Regions from separate parts of the Mus musculus genome. Here regions 2, 3 and 4 are each linked to region 1. A link is a loop called in an ENCODE intact Hi-C map of the cell type or tissue named here. Cell type or tissue: heart. All regions are shown on one strand. Region 1 holds the start of Gm38798 (a long non-coding RNA gene). Region 2 holds the start of Zyx (zyxin). Region 3 holds the start of Casp2 (caspase 2). Region 4 holds the start of Tas2r126 (taste receptor, type 2, member 126).

What was found. A loop is a pair of places that touch in the nucleus more often than their neighbours do. Peaks named below come from ENCODE experiments on the same cell type or tissue, not always from the same donor. Only the 100,000 strongest peaks of a DNase experiment are listed, where the experiment ranks them.
Region 2: a loop joins it to region 1, with 7 times the contacts of the local background. A loop is called at or near these places in 10 of 42 quality-filtered maps.
Region 3: it touches region 1 in a loop (5-fold over the local background); 3 of 42 quality-filtered maps call a loop at or near these places.
Region 4: a loop joins it to region 1, with 2.8 times the contacts of the local background. A loop is called at or near these places in 3 of 42 quality-filtered maps.

The regions. Positions count from the first base shown.
Region 1 is chr6:42,581,082-42,586,081 of GRCm38, reverse strand. It overlaps Gm38798 (a long non-coding RNA gene), which reads left to right and starts at 4,355. Exons shown (of 3, transcript XR_869010.3): 1 at 4,355-4,492. In heart, a CTCF peak has its summit at 2,358 (motif pointing right); no DNase peak of the experiment used is centred here; H3K4me3 peaks cover 448 bases.
Region 2 is chr6:42,346,613-42,351,612 of GRCm38, reverse strand. Zyx (zyxin) reads right to left here and starts at 1,785. Exons shown (of 10, transcript NM_011777.3): 1 at 1,494-1,785; 2 at 1,137-1,356; 3 at 465-667; 4 at 251-343; 5 at 1-138. The coding sequence starts at 1,344. In heart, CTCF peaks have their summits at 933, 1,785 and 2,485 (motif pointing left); DNase peaks (open chromatin) are centred at 392, 1,042, 1,842 and 2,362; H3K4me3 peaks cover 2,926 bases; H3K27ac peaks cover 2,851 bases.
Region 3 is chr6:42,264,672-42,269,671 of GRCm38, reverse strand. Casp2 (caspase 2) reads right to left here and starts at 4,687. Exons shown (of 11, transcript NM_007610.2): 1 at 4,475-4,687; 2 at 2,023-2,173; 3 at 1,611-1,778; 4 at 1,384-1,465; 5 at 692-786; 6 at 216-392. The coding sequence starts at 4,548. In heart, a CTCF peak has its summit at 4,964; a DNase peak (open chromatin) is centred at 4,761; H3K4me3 peaks cover 2,158 bases; H3K27ac peaks cover 1,700 bases.
Region 4 is chr6:42,430,774-42,435,773 of GRCm38, reverse strand. It overlaps Tas2r126 (taste receptor, type 2, member 126), which reads right to left and starts at 1,239. Exons shown (of 1, transcript NM_207028.1): 1 at 313-1,239. The coding sequence starts at 1,239. The coding sequence ends at 313. In heart, a CTCF peak has its summit at 2,023 (motif pointing right); a DNase peak (open chromatin) is centred at 1,193.

The sequences.
Region 1 (5,000 bases):
ACACACACGACAAATATATGCATGTATATATATTTATGTGTGTGTACCTTATGTACATACACATAAAATGAAAAAATACTAAATCAATAACATAGATCATTGGGTGCTGTCTCCACTGTCCTTATCTGAATGAATATACTAATCCTTTATGTTTTTATGTTTTGTAAAATTTTCTACTGAGAACTGACTTTCATCTCTACATGGCTGAAATGGGCTGTCAGCCAAGAGATCCTGATACCCCAGCACAAATTTAAGCATGAATACACAAATGGTCAACCACAGCCCTTGACTTGCTGAATCCAGTGACTTTACTACATATGCTTAAAGATTTAATTAAACCTGCCAATCACTGCACTTTTCTAATGCATGACAAAAACAGAGTTGGGGCTGGGTGTGGTGGTGCACGCCTTTAATCCCAGCACTTGGGAGGCAGAGGCAGGCAAATTTCTGAGTTCAAGGCCAGCCTGGTCTACAGAGTGAGTTCCAGGACAGTCAGGGCTACACAGAGAAACCCTGTCTTGAAAAAAAAAAAAAAAAAAAAAACAGAAACAACAACAACAAAAAAAAAAAACAAAAAAAAACAAAAAAAAAAACAAAACAAAAAACAGAGTTGGGAAAGAGTTTCTTTTTAAAATCATGGCATCTATGAATCATATGAGTGTAAAATTGTCTTGTATTAGCATTATCTTCACACATATGGGACTCTGTAAATAAAAGTTGACAAGCTATTAAAAAAAAAAAAAGAAGAACGGTGTCTCCTAGGACATTTTTCAAGAATCTTGATGTGGTAGTGACTCAAGCTCCATGACTAGACTCAGATTGTCTTATTTACTAAATCAATAAAGTATTGCTTTTGCTTCTGTTGATTTGTGTTTCTTTTACTGACAAGTAAAATATTGTCCCTTTCTTCAAGAACTCCCCTGCCTGCTGCTTGAGAAGTGTGGCACCCGTCCTCTCTCACAGAGAACCTTCTCCTGAATATGTGCTCCTGTGTCCATGTCTTTCTTTTGCTCCTATGACCTGGGTTCCAGCGTGTGAGGACAGTTAAACATAAAATAGCTTACGTCTGATGGAAATGTTGGCCAGGATGATAAATGATTCAAAGAGTACCATTTATTCCTCTCATTGTTGTGACCAAGTATCTAACAGAAGTGACTCGAAGGAGGAGAAGTCTATTTCTGTTCATGATTTCAGAAAATAAAGTGCATCATGTCAGGAAAGGGGATGCTTGGAGTTGCAGGAGCTTGCTCTCACCTTTGTTCTTATCTTAGCAAATCTGAAACAGAGAGAACAGAAAGTAGAAATAGACCATAGCTCTCAAGGCCCACCCAACCACCAGGAGTCTATGACTTTAAGGTAGGTCCAAAAGTTCTACATCCTCCCAGAAAAAGGACCATCAGCCTATGGCAAGAGCATCTGTCTATCCATATCTCTAGAGCCAGGGATGTAGCCCAATGATACTCACTTGCTTAACATGCAAGGATCAAGGGATGCTTGGGATCAAATCAAGAGTCTTCAGCGTGTTAAACAACTGGACACCACTGAGCTACATCCCAAGTATCTCTCTTAGAAGAGAATACATGTCCAGCCACGTGTCACGACTAAGTAAGTATATGGTCTTATGGTCTATAGTCACATATATATAAGTCAGTATATGGTCTATCTACAGTCACATCGTGCAACTGTAAAATCTTATCACTCTTAAAATTGTCTATTTAGTGTTTTCTTACTCCACTCGACTGTCCATTTCATTAAGACAAGGGTGACACCTGTATTTCTCAAAGTTCTATCTCCAACATAACACAGTGCCTAACACATAAAAAAGCTTTCCACAGGTACACGTGGTTGTGTTAGATTGTAGAAGAATGATTAAGGATCCCTAACTCGTGTCCTTACAGAAAACTACCCTATTTGCTGAAATTCAAAACAGTCTTTACAGGGTACTCACAGCAAAACTAATATTTCTCCTATTCTCTTCTGACTAATAATAGCTAACATAACCACATTGACGGTCAGATTGGATGACCAAAAAGTGATCTGCCATTTCCCACTTTCCACATGCAAGATTTAGTTCTTATGAGAATAGCTACAGCAACATTTTGTGGGAGATGAAGTCAGAAACTTTCAAGGAAAATGATTGACTTTTAAATACATTCCCCAAGCTTCCATTTCTGGGTCTCTGGTTTCCTTCTTGCCAGCCCCTTTCCTTCTCCATGTCATTTGAATCCCACCAAACATTAACTTTAAAGAAACTCCGTTTTCATCTAGATATTATGACCAACCCCTTTTTACTATATATAGTCCAAGAACATTCCTATAGGTTAGGAGGAGTCCCCAAATTTCTGTCAGCTAAATAACTTGGGCTCTTTCTTGTCTCGCCTCCAGGTGGCGCCCTAAGTCCAGGCTGAAATTTCAGCAGCGTCTGTACCTCCACCCCACCCCCATCCCCGCCCCGCCGCCCCACCCTCAGATTGAAGAAATAAAATGAGTTCTTTTGCAAAATTCTATCATAGTGTTTCAAAAACAGAAGGAAAGGAGCCAAGAAGCCAAAAGCCTGCTCCAAATAAGTTACAAAGAACAGGAATAGCCATGAAAGGTCGGTGAAGTACAGGAAAAAAAGAAAGTTTCAGGGTGTTGAGGAAAAAAAGATATCAGTGATCAAATCAAGACCTGGACACTGCCTGCTACAACTCTGTCCTGGGAGACAAGTTGCGCCTACTTATCTAGTAGTAGCAGTAAATAAACACTCTTTTGATTGGATCCGGGGCCAGCAGCATAGGAGTGCTTATGCCTGGTGTTTTGAACACGGTCCATCAAAACCAATGGCTATGGAAGTCATAGGCCCTAAGGGAGAACCCAATGACGCTTTTCTAAATGGTCATGTTGTCAAGCTGCCTTCCAGATACTTATGGTTTTATCCATAGATTTGTGCTGCTCCGAATCTTGCTCAGAGGAATTTCTTATTTTAGTGGGTAGTGACTAAGGCAGAGATGCATTACTGTTGTTCCGAGTGCTGAGAGTAAGTGATTGTTCATGTTTAGCTGTAAATAGGACGCTTGAATCAATCCTTCCATGCCAAGGCTCGGGAAACATCATGGAATGTGGTGTTGAAAGAATGTAAGGGCCAGGGGGTGAGCAGGAGTGTTGGGAAATGCTGTCCTCTGGACATGACATGCCTGTTGCTCACATAAACTCAAAGCAGCTGTGGAGACCTACACAGGGCTCACACAGGATCAAACCCAGCTAAAAGTTACTAGCTGAAAAACTATTGGAAGTTGAGGGAGGAAGGGAGTTGGATCAGCTCCTGAGGGAAGGAGAATCACTTTTCTGAGGGAGAGGTGTGGTCACTGGTGAGTTCTCTCTTTACAATAGATGACTCTGTGCCCATGCACATAAGAGAAAGACCAGTGGAACTCAGTGTGTTAAAAACATCCATTAACAGATTAAAAACTATAAAAGAAGGACAGAAAACAGGGAGGAAGATGTGTAACCTGGGAGAAATTGGAGAGAGGGAGAAATTAATATACTCAAGATACAGTGTGTGTGTGTGTGTGTGTGTGTGTGTGTGTGTGCATGTATGTATGTATGTGATTAAAAATAAAATTTAATATTAAAAAATACAGAGAAACTGGGTTGGAGAAGCAGGAGAGGTCCTAGGAATGTAAGTATGATACCATTTTCCTACCTCTAGAGTCACAGAATTTACAGATTACAAGAAGACATTCTATTCATTTTTTTTGTTAAATTTTGGGTTCCATAGTGACATTTTCCTACAAAATTATCTGACATTTTGTATTTATTTACTCCCTTGCCAATAGTCTTTATCTTTTCTCTCACACTTTTACTGACCACCCCCCCCCTTCCTCCTCCTAAGTGGTACTGGCTTCTGTTTCTTGACCTGCACATTTCATTACCTCTTTTACCCCCATCACCTTTCCTTCTTCATACCCTTTAATAGTTCCCTTCCTCCTTTCATGGCCTGACTGCTCTCCCTACCCCCCGCCCCCCCCCCCCACACACACATACACACACATACATTCTTAGAGAAAACACACAGTATTTTTCTTTTAAAGACTGACTTTTTTAGCTTCGTATAATGATCTTTCAGTTGAATATTTTTTCCTGTGTGGTTGTGATAAGTTTGTTTTTCTTTACAGTGGAATAAAATTCCCTTATGTATACATATCACATTTTCCTTATCCGTCAGTCTGTTGATGAACATCTAGGCTGGTTCCTAATCTTGCCTATTCTAAACAAACAGTACAGCATTAATGTGCAAGTAACTGTGGAATCCTTAGAGTGTTGTCATGGTTTCTTTTCTTGTTGCTATAATGAAATCACAGAGATAAAAGCAACATAGGGTAGAAAGGGTTTATTTGGGCAGGCATTTCCAGGTTATAGTCATCATCATGAGCAATTGCAGCGGGAGGTGCTTGGAGAAGCTGGCCACATCACATCTGTCGTCAAGAGCAGAGAGCATGCCGGAGCTCAGGTAGCCTTCTTCACTTTATACAATCCAGAATCCCAGTGTTAGGGAATGGGTGCCACCCACAGAGGGTCTTTCCACATCACTTAATATATTTAAGATAGCTGTCTCCTGAGAGGCCCTGCCAGAGCCTTACAAATACAGAGGCAGATGCTGGCAGCCAACCATTGGACTGAGCAAGGGGTCTCCAGTACAGGAGTTAAAGGACTGTAGGAACTGAAGGGGTTTACCACCCCATAGGAAGAACAAAAGTATCAACCAACCAGACCCCCACTCCCCCAGAGGTCCCAGGGACTAAATCACCAACCAAAGAGTACACATGGAGGGAGGATGGCCTTGTCCAGCATCAATGAGAGGACAGGTTCTTGGTCCTATGAAGGCTCCATAGATGCCCCAGTGTAGGGAAATTCAAGGGTAGGGAGGTGGGAGTGGGTGGGTGGGTGAAGGAACGCCCTCATAGAAGCAGGGGGAGGGGTGGGATGGAGGTTTTCAGGGTGGGGTAAAACCAGGTAAG
Region 2 (5,000 bases), 230 kb after region 1:
CTGCGGCTGAGGTGGTGGCTGGGAGCTAGAAGGGGTCTTCCAAGGAGGCAAGGGTGCTGTGCCCCCAGGGGCAGGTTTGGTACTAGGCTTGGGAACAAATGGAGTGGCAACTGGTGGGGGTACATATCCGGATGATACCTGCAAGGAGAAGCAGAGGGGAGAGAAATGCACTTAGACGAGGTTGTCATCTCTTCCTTGCATTCCCTCCTCTCCTTCTAGGCCCAGACTTTCCTACTGTCCTGCCCCTTACCCGGGCTTTGAAGGGATCGTTCTTGGTCATGTCGTCCAGCAGTGAGGACAGAGAGTCAATCTCCAGGTCAATACTGCACACTTTCTCCCTGGGCTGGAGGGTCAAGGGTCAGAGCACCCATCCCAGTCTTCCCTTGTCACCCCACTCCTCTCCAGCCCATGGAGGTGTCCCCCACCCCATCTCCAGCAAAGCTGCCCTTCCAAGCCCTCCCTACCTGCGGTGGGAGCTGGGTAGGGGCCTCAGGCCCTCCCTCCTCCTCCAGTGGAGGTGGAGGGGAGGGGAAGATGTCCTCCTCCAGAGGAGCAGGGGGGAATGGTTCCTCGATCATCGGGGGAGGTGGAGGTGGGAAGGCACCTCCCAGGGCACCCTCTGAGTCGTCGCCCTCCCCAATAAGGGGAGGAGGGGGCAAAGGAAAGTCTGGGTAGGAAGGAGAGAAAAGGCTATCAGTACCGACCCTCTTTCCTCCTCTCCTCAGACGACTGCTTTAACCCCTAATCCAAGAACTCTTTCCTGCATCCCAAGAGTGTGTGCAGACCATAACGAGGGGCTCAGGATGCCCTGGGCGAAGCAGGTCGAGTGAGAACGAGCCAGGTTGAAGAACCGTGCAGCTCCCGTTACACTTCAGAGAACGGATCCAGAGGGGAAGATTCCTGGCCCACATTCCCGCCTCCTACCCCCAGGCGGGAGACTTGGAACAGTCCCAAGGGTCCTGGCTCCCAGCCAGGAGCTCCAAGATGAGGTAAGAACATCTGCTCAGGACAGGGTAGCCACCCAGCGCCCAGCCCCCTCCGCAACAGCCTTTTCAGACAACCCCAAATTCCCCAAACCACCGACCCCCACCCCTGGCGCCCGAGAAAGATCAGGGCCCCCAATCCCAGCCGCATACCTTCCGGGGGTGGTGGTGGGATCTCGCCCACCCGACCCATCTGCGCTCTTTGGGCCCCGGCTGCTACAGGAGGCTCGCTGTCCCCAGGCCGGAAAGGATTCACTTTGGGCTTTGGGGCCACAACCGGGGCGAACTTCTTCTGCGGGGCGTAAAACGCGGGGGCCGAGACGGAGACGGAGATCGCGGGAGGCGGGCGGGGGGCCGCCATGGCCAGGCCGGGCTGCAGGGGGTGGGGTCGTCAGGTTACGCAGAGCGGTGTCGGACTGACACTCCTCGGTCTAAGCGCCCCTCGGTGACCCCACCCGCGCCTCCCCGCGTCCCCTTCCCGGGGCGGCGGAGCTTCTCCCCGCTCCTCACCGCGCGCAGGAGCGTGAGAGGCGCGTCTCGGATGACCGCCTCGGCGCCGAGTCCGCGGACTCTGCGTCCCGGTCCGGAGCCGCTTCTAGCCAAGCGGGGAGGGACGTCGTGCACGGGAAGGGAGGGAGGGGGCGGGGAGAGAGCGGCGCCCAGACCATACAAGGAGCGGCCCGGAGAGGGGGCGGGGAGAGACCGGGGAGGGAGGACCCGACAGGAAACTCCCCCAGGAAGGGGCCCAGGTCCTGCCCCGGGCTCCAGGCTCTGCAAAGGTCCGCCTGCGGCCTCCCTACTCACCACCGCCCCCGCCGGGCACAGACCACCCTTCCCCAGCACAGGCCTCTGATGTCATTTCCTGACCTGCCACCTACCCCACCTCCCTCCTCCCGACCCGCGAGTGCTGGAGAACTGACTCACTGTCCGCACTCCAGGCTGAGCAGGCTGGCTAGTAATCCCAGCGGTCCTGAAGCAGCTCAGTCGCGCACCCCGGGCCTGCCTGCCATTGACCGACCCCGCCCCTCCCTGCAGCTTCAGCTCCGCGTCCCACGTGTCCTGTGGTCAGTCCCGGAACGCAGGACTGGGATGGAACTGTACTCCTGGGTGGGCGGGGGATGGTGAAGGGACGTTGGCCCTGCGGGCACTTGGCTCCCAGGCCGGCCTTCTGTAACCCACTAGTGTGTGAGCAGGAGCCTAAGCTGGGGGAATGCTAACTTCCTGAGCTAGGCAGCCTCTTAAGGCTTCTAGGAATTCGCTTTGCCCTAGACCCGCCTGCAATAGTATTGCCCCGGGGACAAGAGTCCAGTGCTTTGAGTCCAGGAATGGAGGTACAAGGGCGAAGTCAGGGCGAGTGGTCAGACAACCTAGGAAGACCCAAATAGCCCCCGGGGACTAGTCCTTGAGGATCCCTTCAGCAAGCCTTTCCCAGTCCCTCAAGAGTCTTTGGGTTGTCAGCGCGCCCCGGGACAAAGCTCGGTGGAGCCCCCCACTGGTCCTACCAGATTCCTCAGCCTGAGACTGCCCCAGGCTACATGAAAGAGATATGACTAAGCTGGTGTCTGCTTTTCTTACTTTCTTAATCTTGCATCTTTCCCTTCCGATCTTCTTCTTCTTCTTCTTTTTTTTTTTTTAAACAACACACGGAAACTTCGTCCAAATTATAGAGTTACGAGCTAGAGCCTCTAGTCCAATATCCAACCCTCGGTGCTTCCTTTGGTTTCGCCCTGTCATCCCTGGCTGAGGCTCCAAACCTTGGCGCTCCCCATCTGCTGCACCCTACTGTCCAGTATGGTTGGTCAGTATATGTCCTTGAGCTATGCTTTAGGGGCATGCAAACTAACCCCATGAACCTAGGATAAGAAACTGGGGGATGTTACCTGAAAAGACGGCCCCAAGGGTTGCACTCAGGTCAGAGTTAATTAACCCTGTTGGCAAAGATGGAGAAACTCCGTGAGGTCAGGGAGCCTGGTTTCCAACTCAGTGGACAAGATTTTTCATTCATTCGGTTTCATTGCCTCCATTGTAAAAGGGATGGCATTTAGTTCGTTTGCCTGCTGCTTTATGTGAAGAGATAAATAACATGCCATGCCTGAAAATTCTATATAGTTCTCAGTATTACTTCCAAGTTCCAGCCTGGAAAACAACGGAAATTTCCAGCCAGTTAACCTAGGCAGCTTTCTCTCACATGCTCCCTTCTAGCTTGCCAGGCAGGTTTACTGTGTCTTAGGAGATTCAAAGCCCTCTCCTACTGTCAACCTTAAGCCTTGAGTCATATCTATGACTATACATTCATCATCTTTCCAGGCCCCGCTAGTCTCTCTTTTCTCTGTCATCTTAATGTTTCCATCACCAGTGTTTTGCGTTTCATGTGTGACCATACATGACACAAAGTGCTCAGGTAGACACACCCTAACATGCACGAGCTGGTCCTAGGCCTGTTCCTATGAAGATCTGTTAGAAATTTGATACTGGATTTACTCTGTGTGTCGGAGATTGTTTCTTGGGCTTTTCAGACCAAGAGTCATCACCATCCTTCTAAATATGCCTGTATGGGGAAATGGAGTTTCCAGATAACTTTATAAGAGTAAAAGCCACCTACCCTCTAAAAGCCTCTTTAAGGAACATCGGAAAATAGAGTCTGTTTAATTGTTGGCAGCTGAACCTATTTATAAATCAAGAATAGGAGAGTGTGTAGGCAGACTCAATTTCACAGACAACTAAGAGCATTCAAGATGCAGAATATTAGAGCTTAGAGTTTTAAGCCAGCCGTTTTAAGTACAAATTAGAAACAAAACAGAATTTCTGAAAGGGTCAGAGTGACTGGCCCAGGATTTCTCAGGTGGAGGTTAGAGTCAAATGTTCAACATCCTTAATCATCAGGGAAATGCAAATCAAAACAACCCTGAGATTCCACCTCACACCAGTGAGAATGGCTAAGATCAAAAATTCAGGTGACAGCAGATGCTGGCGAGGATGTGGAGAAAGAGGAACACTCCTCCATTGTTGGTGGGATTGCAGGCTTGTACAACCACTCTGGAAATCAGTCTGGCGGTTCCTCAGAAAATTGGACATAGTACTACCGGAGGATCCAGCAATACCTCTCCTGGGCATATATCCAGAAGAAGCCCCAACTGGTAAGAAGGACACATGCTCCACTATGTTCATAGCAGCCTTATTTATAATAGCCAGAAACTGGAAAGAACCCAGATGCCCCTCAACAGAGGAATGGATACAGAAAATGTGGTACATCTACACAATGGAGTACTACTCAGCTATTAAAAAGAATGAATTTATGAAATTCCTAGCCAAATGGATGGACCTGGAGAGCATCATCCTGAGTGAGGTAACACAATCACAAAGGAACTCACACAATATGTACTCACTGATAAGTGGATACTAGCCCAAAACCTAGGATACCCACGATATAAGATACAATTTCCTAAACACATGAAACTCAAGAAAAATGAAGACTGAAGTGTGGACACTATGCCCCTCCTTAGAAGTGGGAACAAAACACCCATGGAAGGAGTTACAGAAACAAAGTATGGAGCTGAGATGAAAGGATGGACCATGTAGAGACTGCCATATCCAGGGATCCACCCCATAATCAGCTTCCAAATGCTGACACCATTGCATACACTAGCAAGATTTTACTGAAAGGACCCAGATGTAGCTGTCTCTTGTGAGACTATGCCGGGGCCTAGCAAACACAGAAGTGGATGCTCACAGTCAGCTAATGGATGGATCACAGGGCTCCCAATGGAGGAGCTAGAGAAAGTACCCAAGGAGCTAAAGGGATCTTCAACCCTATAGGTGGAACAACATTATGAACTAACCAGTACCCCTGAGCTCTTGACTCTAGCTGCATATGTATCAAAAGATGGCCTAGTCGGCCATCACTGGAAAGAGAGGCCCATTGGACACGCAGACTTTGTGTGCCCCAGTACAGGGGAACGCCAGGGCCAAAGGGGGGGAGTGGGAGGGTAGGAGAGTGGGGGTGGGTGGGTAAGGGGG
Region 3 (5,000 bases), 320 kb after region 1:
GAACCCAAGCCTCCCTGTACTATTCTAACTCCATGAAATCTCAGTTACCCTGAGACAGCAATGTTCAGAAACTGGCTGGCCCTAGTTCCTTTTACTAGATCGCAGGAAGCAGCACAACAGTGAGAAACATCCAGCAGGAACAAGAGGAACAGAAGCACTCAGCCCCCAAGTGCAGCCCACCCAATATACATGTCAGCCTTTCCAGCCTCGAGTACCTGTGCGGTCTGGTCATGTAGCACATGGACATTGTAGCCCAAAAGCTTGAAGAGGGTGACTAGAGTAGTGTGGTCCACATCCCCTCCAGAGCGGAATTCCAGGTCTTTCTCTCCAGTGAAGTGCACATTGCTCAGCACCAGTGCCAAGCCACGGGGCTGAGATTGCAACCTATAGGCCTAGAAGGAGGAGGCCAATTAGACCAGGAGCTTCTTGATGACAGGCAATGTCGTTACCCTACAAGATCAAAAATTTCAAAACACACCCCAAATAATAACCCACATCCCAAAGGCAGACAACTCCCCAAATCCAACCTCCTGTATTTTTTTTTTTTTAAATCACACTAGGTAACAAGGAGAAGCCACAGAAGGCATCAGTCATCGATGACATTCTCACAAGGGCAAAAGCAGCAAAACACTCAGAAGACCAGGAAAGCCTCTCAGTCCCCTCCTCTCTTCTTGAAATTATGTAAACTCACCAGCTGGTAGTGTGCCTGGTAAAACTCAGGAGTGCATGGCTTCACCAGAAGACAGGGAGGACCATCACCATTATCTAAGGAGTGTTCCGTAGCATCTGTGGGAGAATGCCAAAAGTTAGTACACATTTCAGCACTGCTCCTGTAACTTCATTAATTAGTCATTTTAACTGTAGGGCACACTTTAAATGTAGGCTTTAACGTTTATTTCCTCTAACATGTAAGCTCAACGCTTGCACAGACCCTGTTGGCTTCTGTTCATCACTAGCCCCCGCCCCCCCCCCCCCCCATGGCTTCAAACAGTAGATACTCAACTTGCTGAGTGGTAGAAAGTGCTTCTGAGACAAGCCTGGTTCTAGTCACCTCACTGCAGACAGGGAGCCCTGAATCTACATCCCTGCTTTTCTTGTTTGGCTTTACAGAGAAGGCAACTCAAATCATACACAGTAAATTGCATTTTCCATCTCCATAAGGTACACAAAAAAAGCCAATTATTTTGAAGAATACTACATATGATGGAAGGGAATGGATCCAATTTATATCCCTCTAACCAAACCAATCTTGCTTGCCTGTCAAAATTCATAAGGCCCTGTTCCTGTCGTGAAATTCGTCTCACTTTTAGGGAAAAGTCAGATACTAGTGGAAAAGCAGGTTAAGTCAACGTGGGAGGTTCCTTTTGTCCTTTTCATTCTCACCTGTGGATAGGCGGAGCTGCTTGTGAGGAGGGCAGGACTCACACACCGAGAAAGGGAGACTTGTGTCATAGTCACAGCTCAACTGAAAGAAATCAAAAGACTCACCATGACCTCAGAGAGATGGTTCTGTCTTAACTAAAATCAAGTTTCTCTTTCCCACACCCCTTGCTCTATATATTTTCTGGACAAACTAACCCACCCCAGGCTACAGTCCTAGGGCTTCATACCGGTGGGAGTACGTGCTGAATATCTGAGAGGGTTGTGAGCAGTAAGTCTTCCAAGTGACCCTGCCTGGTCTCCCGCAGGGCTTCACAGAAGGCATCAAAAGCCTGGGGTCCTCTCTTTGGCAGCAGGTTGAGGAGTTCCACATTCTGGCTGAAACTGCCCCCTTTGGCCTAAGGAACAGGAAAACAATACTAAATTATATTTATCTAGCTGTAATGCTATTTTTCCACGTGAGGTTCCTAGAGTAGCGTGCTCATTCATCTTTGCAATTCCTCTTTACAGAGTGAGAATGCACAGACAAGGTTTTCTATCAAACTCTCAAGCCGGACAAGGGCATTCCTCTTCCTCAGCACACCCTTCTCCAAGCCTGCCTCAGACCAGTTTATCTTCCTGGAGCCTTCCCCACCCAGATACCTGGATGAGCTCCCTCATTTCCAAAGTGATAATGTCCTTCTCTAGGAGGTGTTCTAACAGCTCGCTCAGCAGCAGCTGCTTGGCCAGCACCACTCGATTCTTTTTCAGTGTTTCCTGGTGGTCAGGATGCATTCCACACACTGCCAAAATCCTACAGAAAGAAGGCAGACACAGGGACTTTCAAGCGTAAGCCTGAACACAGAAGAGAAGTGGATAAAAAGCACACACAAGGCACATTTTGTTAAATCTCTTTACATCAGAATGTACTATGCAGTAATATGCTGACCCTAAGGACATAAGGTATAATTCTCTAGAGAATGTTTGCATCAGACTATCTGAGATAATGATCTGATTAGGAGAGCAAAGAGCCAACTTGGTCAAATTAATATAAAGAAGCACAAACACATCCAAGAGAAGAAACACTTCTCTGACAGACAAGCTTTAGTGTTCAGAAAACATGACATACTTTTTATCTTAGAAATCGAACCTAAGTTGAAAATGATCTTAGGACAGGAATAAAGTAATAAAAACCTAAAGCTAACACCCATATCTCTAAGACACACACACTTGCTCTAGATGGCTCACATAAATATCAAAAATATCTTACATTTCCATGATAAACTAATACTAAAAAGTGATCAAAAATCCTACAAGGTATGGGTAAGTGAAACTGAGTGAAAGCCACAGAAGGTAGATACTAATGGTGAACACGGTATAAATTGTAATCACAAGGACAGTGTAAGCAATGGTTAAATTATCTTGGTAATTTAGTTCCCAGCAATAAATGTATTTAAAAGATTCCATAGTTTTTCCTCTCAAATTTGTAAAGAGACCTGCTTATGCTCAAGAATGGTGAATACCATTTCCAATATACATCCTTTATGTGTCCAATGAATCTCCCTGATCTTATTTAGTATGAAAAAATGCTTAAGTCTGATGACAATGGAGTGACAGTGTAACAGTTGACTTTATACATCAGAGATTTTTAGATGAATCCCGATTTCAATGCAGGTAAAATATAGGAGCACAAGTAAGCACCTTCAATCACTGAAATACCACGCACTGGTCGAATGCCCCTTGTATAAAGGCTCCTTTAAGTCCTTTCAGGCCACAGTTAGATGGAAAAATAGGGTCCTGAGAAACTGCATTAGCAAGAGGTATTGACGCAGAGTAAATATTCAGAATGTACCTGCTATTTCAAAATTCACTAGAATTTTAACTGAGGTTTTAAAATTCATGCTCTACATGAATTTAAAACCTCAGTTAAGAATCACCTTACAAGACAACACAGTAATGGGGATAAATACAGGACCTTGGTTAAATTAAAATGAATACAGCAGCTGTTAGCTGGGTTTATCATTAGGTATATAATGAATGGTAGAGCAGAGTTCTTAGGTCATTAGGAAGATCCATTTCTTAAGCGGCTTCATTTCCTCGACTTCCACTCTACTGCTCTCTCCAGTTTCAGTTGGCTAGCCATGTTCCGGTTTCCTGTAGAGGGCACCTGACCTCTCCCCCAACACCTCATTCTCTTTGACAGGACTAGACCAGGAGACCAAACTCATTTTCAGTTTCTGATTCTCTTGCCTCAGGCATCAGGATGCCAGGATTACAGCCTTGTAGCCTTTAAATGCTGGCCCTGCACTAGGACACCCTTGCAAAAAAATAAAGGGGAGGGGGCTTTTCTCTAGACAATTGCATCCTCAGGTACAATTTACTGACTCCAGTTCTAAATCCTCTTATGTCCCAGGCTTGAATTTTTAACGAAGCAGTCGTCACCGTGTTTTATCTGAGGCTCCACCTACTCCGCACACCTGCCACTTCCTTTTATCTCAAACTACCAGGCTTAAAATATGAACTTTCCCGAAGTTTCCAGTCACCTGGAATTTTAGGGCACCCATGAAAAGTGGAATGGAGAAAAAGAACACCGAGAGGTTTCTAACGCTTTGATTCCGTGTCCTGTAAGAGTTCCCGTTTCTATATTAATGTTAGAGGTCTGGACAGGAAACAATAAAATTGTGTCGTCCTGTGCAATGTTTTCATCGAAACTGACGGAGGAGGCGGAGAAACGGGAACCATCTAATCCTCTCAAAGGATTCAAATCCCCCAAACCTGTGTGGAACTCTCTGACAAACATCTATTATATGAGAAAGCAGTGCAGGGCACGAGATAGTCAATCCAAGTCAAATGCGCCCAAGGCCGAGCTGCGAAGTCTCTGGTTTTTAAAGAGAAATGAGTTTAAGTCCTCAGCTAAGAACTGGAAGGAAAAGCCGGAGCATCTCTGGAAAAGGTGAGATGCCGCAGGCGAGAAGTAGCGCGGGACGGACAAGATCGCTCTCATAGACTCCTCTGCGCTGGACAAAGGGAGGCTGCTGCAGCCCCTGTACACGCGGCACCAGGCCAAGAAGCCGCGCCGCTCGCCTGGCCGCCTCCCCTCCTCTGCCCTCCTCACCTGCTCCTCCTGTCAGCCGCCATCAGCCCCTTCCTGTGCAGGGAGGACTGCGACCTCCCGCTCGGCGCCGCCATTTCCAGCTTTTCCCGGGCTGCACACGCACCACCCACAAAACAAACAAACGCTGGGCCGCGCCAGCCCCCGCATCCCTCCCCCAGCCTCCCACCGCGCCGCGCTTGCGCACGGCTCCGCCCGACGCCAGCAAGCCCCACCCACGCCGGGACATGCGCAAGCGCACACTGCTCGCTGAGGCTCGCACAGCCCAATGGGAAGAGAGGAGGCGCTAGAAGGAACGGGAAGGGGCGGGAAAAGAGCGAGGGTTCTCCTACTCGGGGACCTGATTGGCTATCGATTCCCGCGGAAACCGCAGCCCCCTCCCCTGGTTCCTCCGACCCCTCCTGAAGTAACTACAAGAGACCAAAGGGGCTGGGCTTCCCTTGTTATCCTTGTTCGCCTTGAACTTCCAGGGCCAGGATGCAGGGAAGACGGAAAGCACTAGGAGGCGCTCTTCTCCCAGGCTGGGGCA
Region 4 (5,000 bases), 150 kb after region 1:
GATTCAGTTGATCAAGACTATTCCCTAGAGAATGAATCAGTAACAAAAGGAAAACAGACATGAAAGGAACAGGACATATTGTACTTTGCACTTAGATCAATACTGGTCCAGGATTCGGAATTTCCACTTTCATAATATCCTAAGGTAAGGAAGGACACTCTGTATTTTCTTCTCCTCTTTCCCAATGAGGAACCTCACAGTATGACCCCATGCCTGCCTACAAAGACATTTCCACGTAGATGAGCTCACTTCCAAGTGAAGTTACCCTCACCTGAGTCTCTTCAAAGGCTCTAGATAAAGAGACCAAGCCTTCTAGGCCACCCAGAATCCCCTGGCCAACAGGAGTAGCTGCCTGAAGGTGCCGCGGAACCTGAGATTATTGGTGATGAGGATAAATGGATGTACAGACATGCAAAAGTAAAGTATAATTTGCCAGGGCCAATACCACACATTATCTGAGGAGATGAAGACTGTAGCATCAATGATCATGGACACAAAGGACACCGCATAAAGAACCAGGAATGAGATGAGTGACTTCAGGGCTCTGCTGTGAGCCTGGACGTTGGGGTCTTGCAAGCTGTGGGTATTGTGCTGCATTCTTAGCGAATGCCTTCTGAGAGAACTGATCAACAGCAAAATTGAGACCAGAAAAAGAGAACAAGGAATTGACATGGTGACAACTTTCAGAGGCATGAAATAGTCTATTTCCAGCCTTCTGTTCCACTCCTTAAAGGTTGTGTTCCCAGTAAACTTTCTCCTTAAGAATGCCTGATATATAGTGTGGTTTCCCCAAAAGAACAGCAGAGTTACAATGACGGACACCAAGATAGAGCCCAACAAGAACCAGGGCACCAACGCTGGGAATCTCCACTTCAACCACAGGAAGGCAGGATGGGAGAAGTTAGCAATCTTGATACAGAACAGGACGCTGAGCCAGGTACAAAACCAGAAAGTGGCTGAGTTCAAGAAGTCCCAGTGAAGACTAATGAGCTGCCGGGCAAGGCTCCCGGAGTACTCAACCAGATGGAGGAAGTAATAGAAACTGTTGACCAATCCCACACACTGCTGGAAGAATCGGGAGGTGCCCAAACTGAAGAGGATCATGTCCGAGGGGAGCAGCCTACCACGCAGTAGCCATTCCCTGCTCAGCATCAGCACAATGAAGCCGTTGGCCAGGATCCCCAGGAAACAGAGCAGAACAAAGGTCAACATGAAGAAAACTGATAATGTTGGTAGCATTTCAGTCCCTCCTCCTGTCACCACTGATTGCCTTGGTTCCTGGCCTCCTCCCTGCCCCTACCCACAGTCCCTGACACTCCCTTCTGGAGACAGGAGATAAATGGTTGGATTCTGCATGTGAGCCAGAACTTCAATGTGAAAAATGCTCAGGCAGTAGATAAAAGGTGTGCTTTTGGCTCAGATATGATGCAAATATTTCCCGGGCTCGGGTACCATGGGGCAGCAGCTGCTCATGATTTGCCTTCTCTGATTTTGCCTACATGCTGCCATGCTTGCAATAACATCAGTGGGGAAGGTATTTTAATCTTGGTAACTGAGTTCCATCATTCTTATCCCATCATTGCAGGTTGTGACCACTTGCCTCTTCCTATTAGGTGTCAGTAGGTAGGTAGGTAGGTAGGTAGGTAGGTAGGTAGGTAGGTACATAGACGCATAGATATCTGGCACAAGGAGATACCTAGGAAAAATCGTGACACTAAAGAAGTCTTTCTTATCTGAGTTTCCCTGCCATATATCTACCCCCACTCAGGAATAGCCACTCCTAAGTCAATATCTAGGTCTACCTCTCTACCCAAATCTCTACATAAAGCCCCTATGGCTTCTATGGATTAAGTAATTTATAACCATCTAAACTGCTCTTTTTCCAGTGAAAGAACCTATTTCCTTGTGGCTGCAGGACTGAATGCCTAGGTCTCCTACTGGATATTTGTTGGAACACACAGGCTATCATCAGTATTTGCCACGTAGTCATATTTAAATATGGCCACTGACTTATTTCATTAGACCAGCAGAGGGAGGCATGAGCAAGATAGAAATAACACAATCCTAGGAATGTCACCCTAGCCTTCTTTGCCTGTGTTATTAACTAGAAACACAAAGCACTGTTACAGAATAAACAACACGTTGGACTCCTTTGATTAGACTCAAGTCACAGCTCTTATCCACTTCAAAAGTGGGGGATCACAAAGTCACAAAAGTCTGGGTTGGTATTCATGAAGGCCACCTTAGATTTGTCTACCACAAAGATACTTGAGAGTCCCCCATCTACTAGCACAAACATTAAAGGGACCCCTACTGGAGCAGGTTGAAAAGTAAAACCATTTTAACGTATCTGTCATCTCAGAGAGTTACTTTTTCAATTACTTTTATGTGTGACAAGGACACATAAGATCTACTCTTTCAGCAAGAGGCAAGTGTATACTCTGGTATGGCTAGCTGCTGTCTGTCACACAGCTATACATTCAGCCTCCAGGACTGAGTTCTTAGCTGAATTTTTGTACTCTATGACCAACATCTTTCTCTTCATTCCCTTATCCTAGATCCCTAGTAACATCACTGTGATTTTGACTTATTTTGGTTATTTTAGGTCCCACAAGTAAAGTCATTTAGTGTGTGTCTTTCCTTGTCTAGAATTCTTTGCTTAGCTTAATGTGTTCTAGAACATAATGCCCATTTGTGTTGTTTCACATAGTAGTATGTCATTATTTAAGGCTGAATAATATTTTATACTGGTTATATAACTTATTTCTTCATTCATTTACATATTAATACTTTCTTAGGTTGCCTCCATGTCTTGGCTACTGTCACTGATATTGTAACGGACATGAAAGTGCTTATATCTCTGATTTATGATTTTACTTCCTTTGGGTATTTGCTGTTCTGGTTTGAATATGCTCGGTCCACACCAAAACTCATGCTGAACATTGGTTCCAGTGTAGCCATATTAAATGGTGTTGAGAACTTTCAGAGGTGAGAGTTCATTAAGAGAGGTTTTTTTTTTCATGTACACTCGCTCTCTAGCAGGACTAGCAAGGATTGGTTTCCTTGAACAACTGAAGTGATGGCAGTGTCTCCCTGACCTTTTGATGTGGGACTGTCTTCTGCATCCACCCACTTACCTCACATGACACCTTCCTTTACTAGAAGCTCCGCAAACACCAGAGCCATAATCCTGAGCTTCTAAACTCTGAGAAGGAATAACCCATTCTTTTTAAAAACTACCCAACATAAAGTATTTTGTTAGAGTGACAGAAAAGAAACTAAGATATAACATACACCCAAGAATGGGACTGTTGAATGATAAATTAATTTCTCTCTCTCTCTCTCTCTCTCTCTCTCTCTCTCTCTCTCCTTCTCCAGTAAACATCTATATTATTTCCCAAACTGCCTATACCAATTTACATTTCAACCAGTACATACAGGAACTTGTTTTCTCTGCCTCCTCCCCACCACTTATCTCCTTTTGGTAAGCACTAACAGGTGTGAGGTAATGCTTCTTCATGGTTTGATTTGCATTTCTCTGAGTCGATGGTGCTGAGCCCATTTTGAGCCCATTTCAGACATTTCTTGTCTGTTTGTATGCCACTTTTGAAAACTATCATCATCTCAGATCCTTTGCTCACATTTAAATCAGGTTGTTTGGGGATGATTTTGCTATTGAGCTGTATAATTCCCTTACAATTTTCTTCTTTCTTAGTGAAGAAACCATTCTTCCCACATTGCCTATTCTTGGCACCCAAGTCAAAGTTCAGTTGCCTGCGTGTGTGTAAAGTTAAGTCTGAGCTCTCTGTTGTGTCTGGTTGGTCTGTATATCTGGTTTTATCACAGTACCATGTTGTTTGCATTCTTTTGGGTTGGTTACTGGAAATTTACTGCGTTCCTTCTGTTTTGTATTTCTTTGATCTTCCTTGTCCCATATAACCTTGTGTGTAATGTTTGTATGCCTGAAGGAATAATTATCTTTACCACTGTACCGATTGCTTCCTTTACTGTGCATGGACTTTTTATTCTGATATAACCCTCCTTCTCTATTTTAGTTTTCCTTCTCTGTATTTTCTGTGTGATATCACAAAGCTCAGTGTCCATATCGATGTCAGGAAGTGTTCACTTGTCTTTACTTCTTATAGTTTTATGATTTAAGATCTTAGGTTTGAGTGTTCAACCTATTTTAAGCAAGTTTGTGTATCAAGTAATATAAGGGTCTGGCTTCATTTTTCTACCTATTTATATCTAGTTTCCCCCATTTCCCCCAGAATCATTTATTGAGGAAACCATCTTTTCCCCAATGCATATTCTTGGCATTTTAGTCAAAATTCAGCTGACCACAAATGTATAAACTTGAGTCTGATCTCTCTGCAGACTCATTATCTATATGTCTTGTTTTCAGTACCATATTTTATACATTCCTTTAGAATGGTTACTGAAACATTGTTATACTTCTTTTAATGTTGTATTTCCTTTATATTTTTTATGTTCATATAATCTTAGGTGTGAATTCTGCATAATCAAAGAAGCAATTATCTTTCACATATTCTACAAACGAGTTTTAAAGAAACCAAACAAAACAACCCTGAGATTCCACCTAACACCAGTCAGAATGGCTAAGATCAAAAATTCAGGTGACAGCAGATGCTGGTGAGGATGTAGAGAAAGAGGAACACTCCTCCAATGCTGGTGGGATTGCAGGCTTGTACAACCACTCTGGAAATCAGTCTGGTGGTTCCACAGAAAATTGGACATAGTACTACTGGAAGATCCAGCAATACCTCTTCCTGGGCATATATACCCAGTAGATGTTTCAACTTGTAATAAGGACACATGCTCCACTATGTTCATAGCAGCCTTATTTATTATATACAGAAGCTGGAATGAACCCAGATGTCCCTCAACAGAGGAATGGATACAGAAAATGTGGTACATTTACACAATGGAGTACTACTCAGCTATTAAAAACAATGAATTTTTGAAATTCTTAGGCAAAT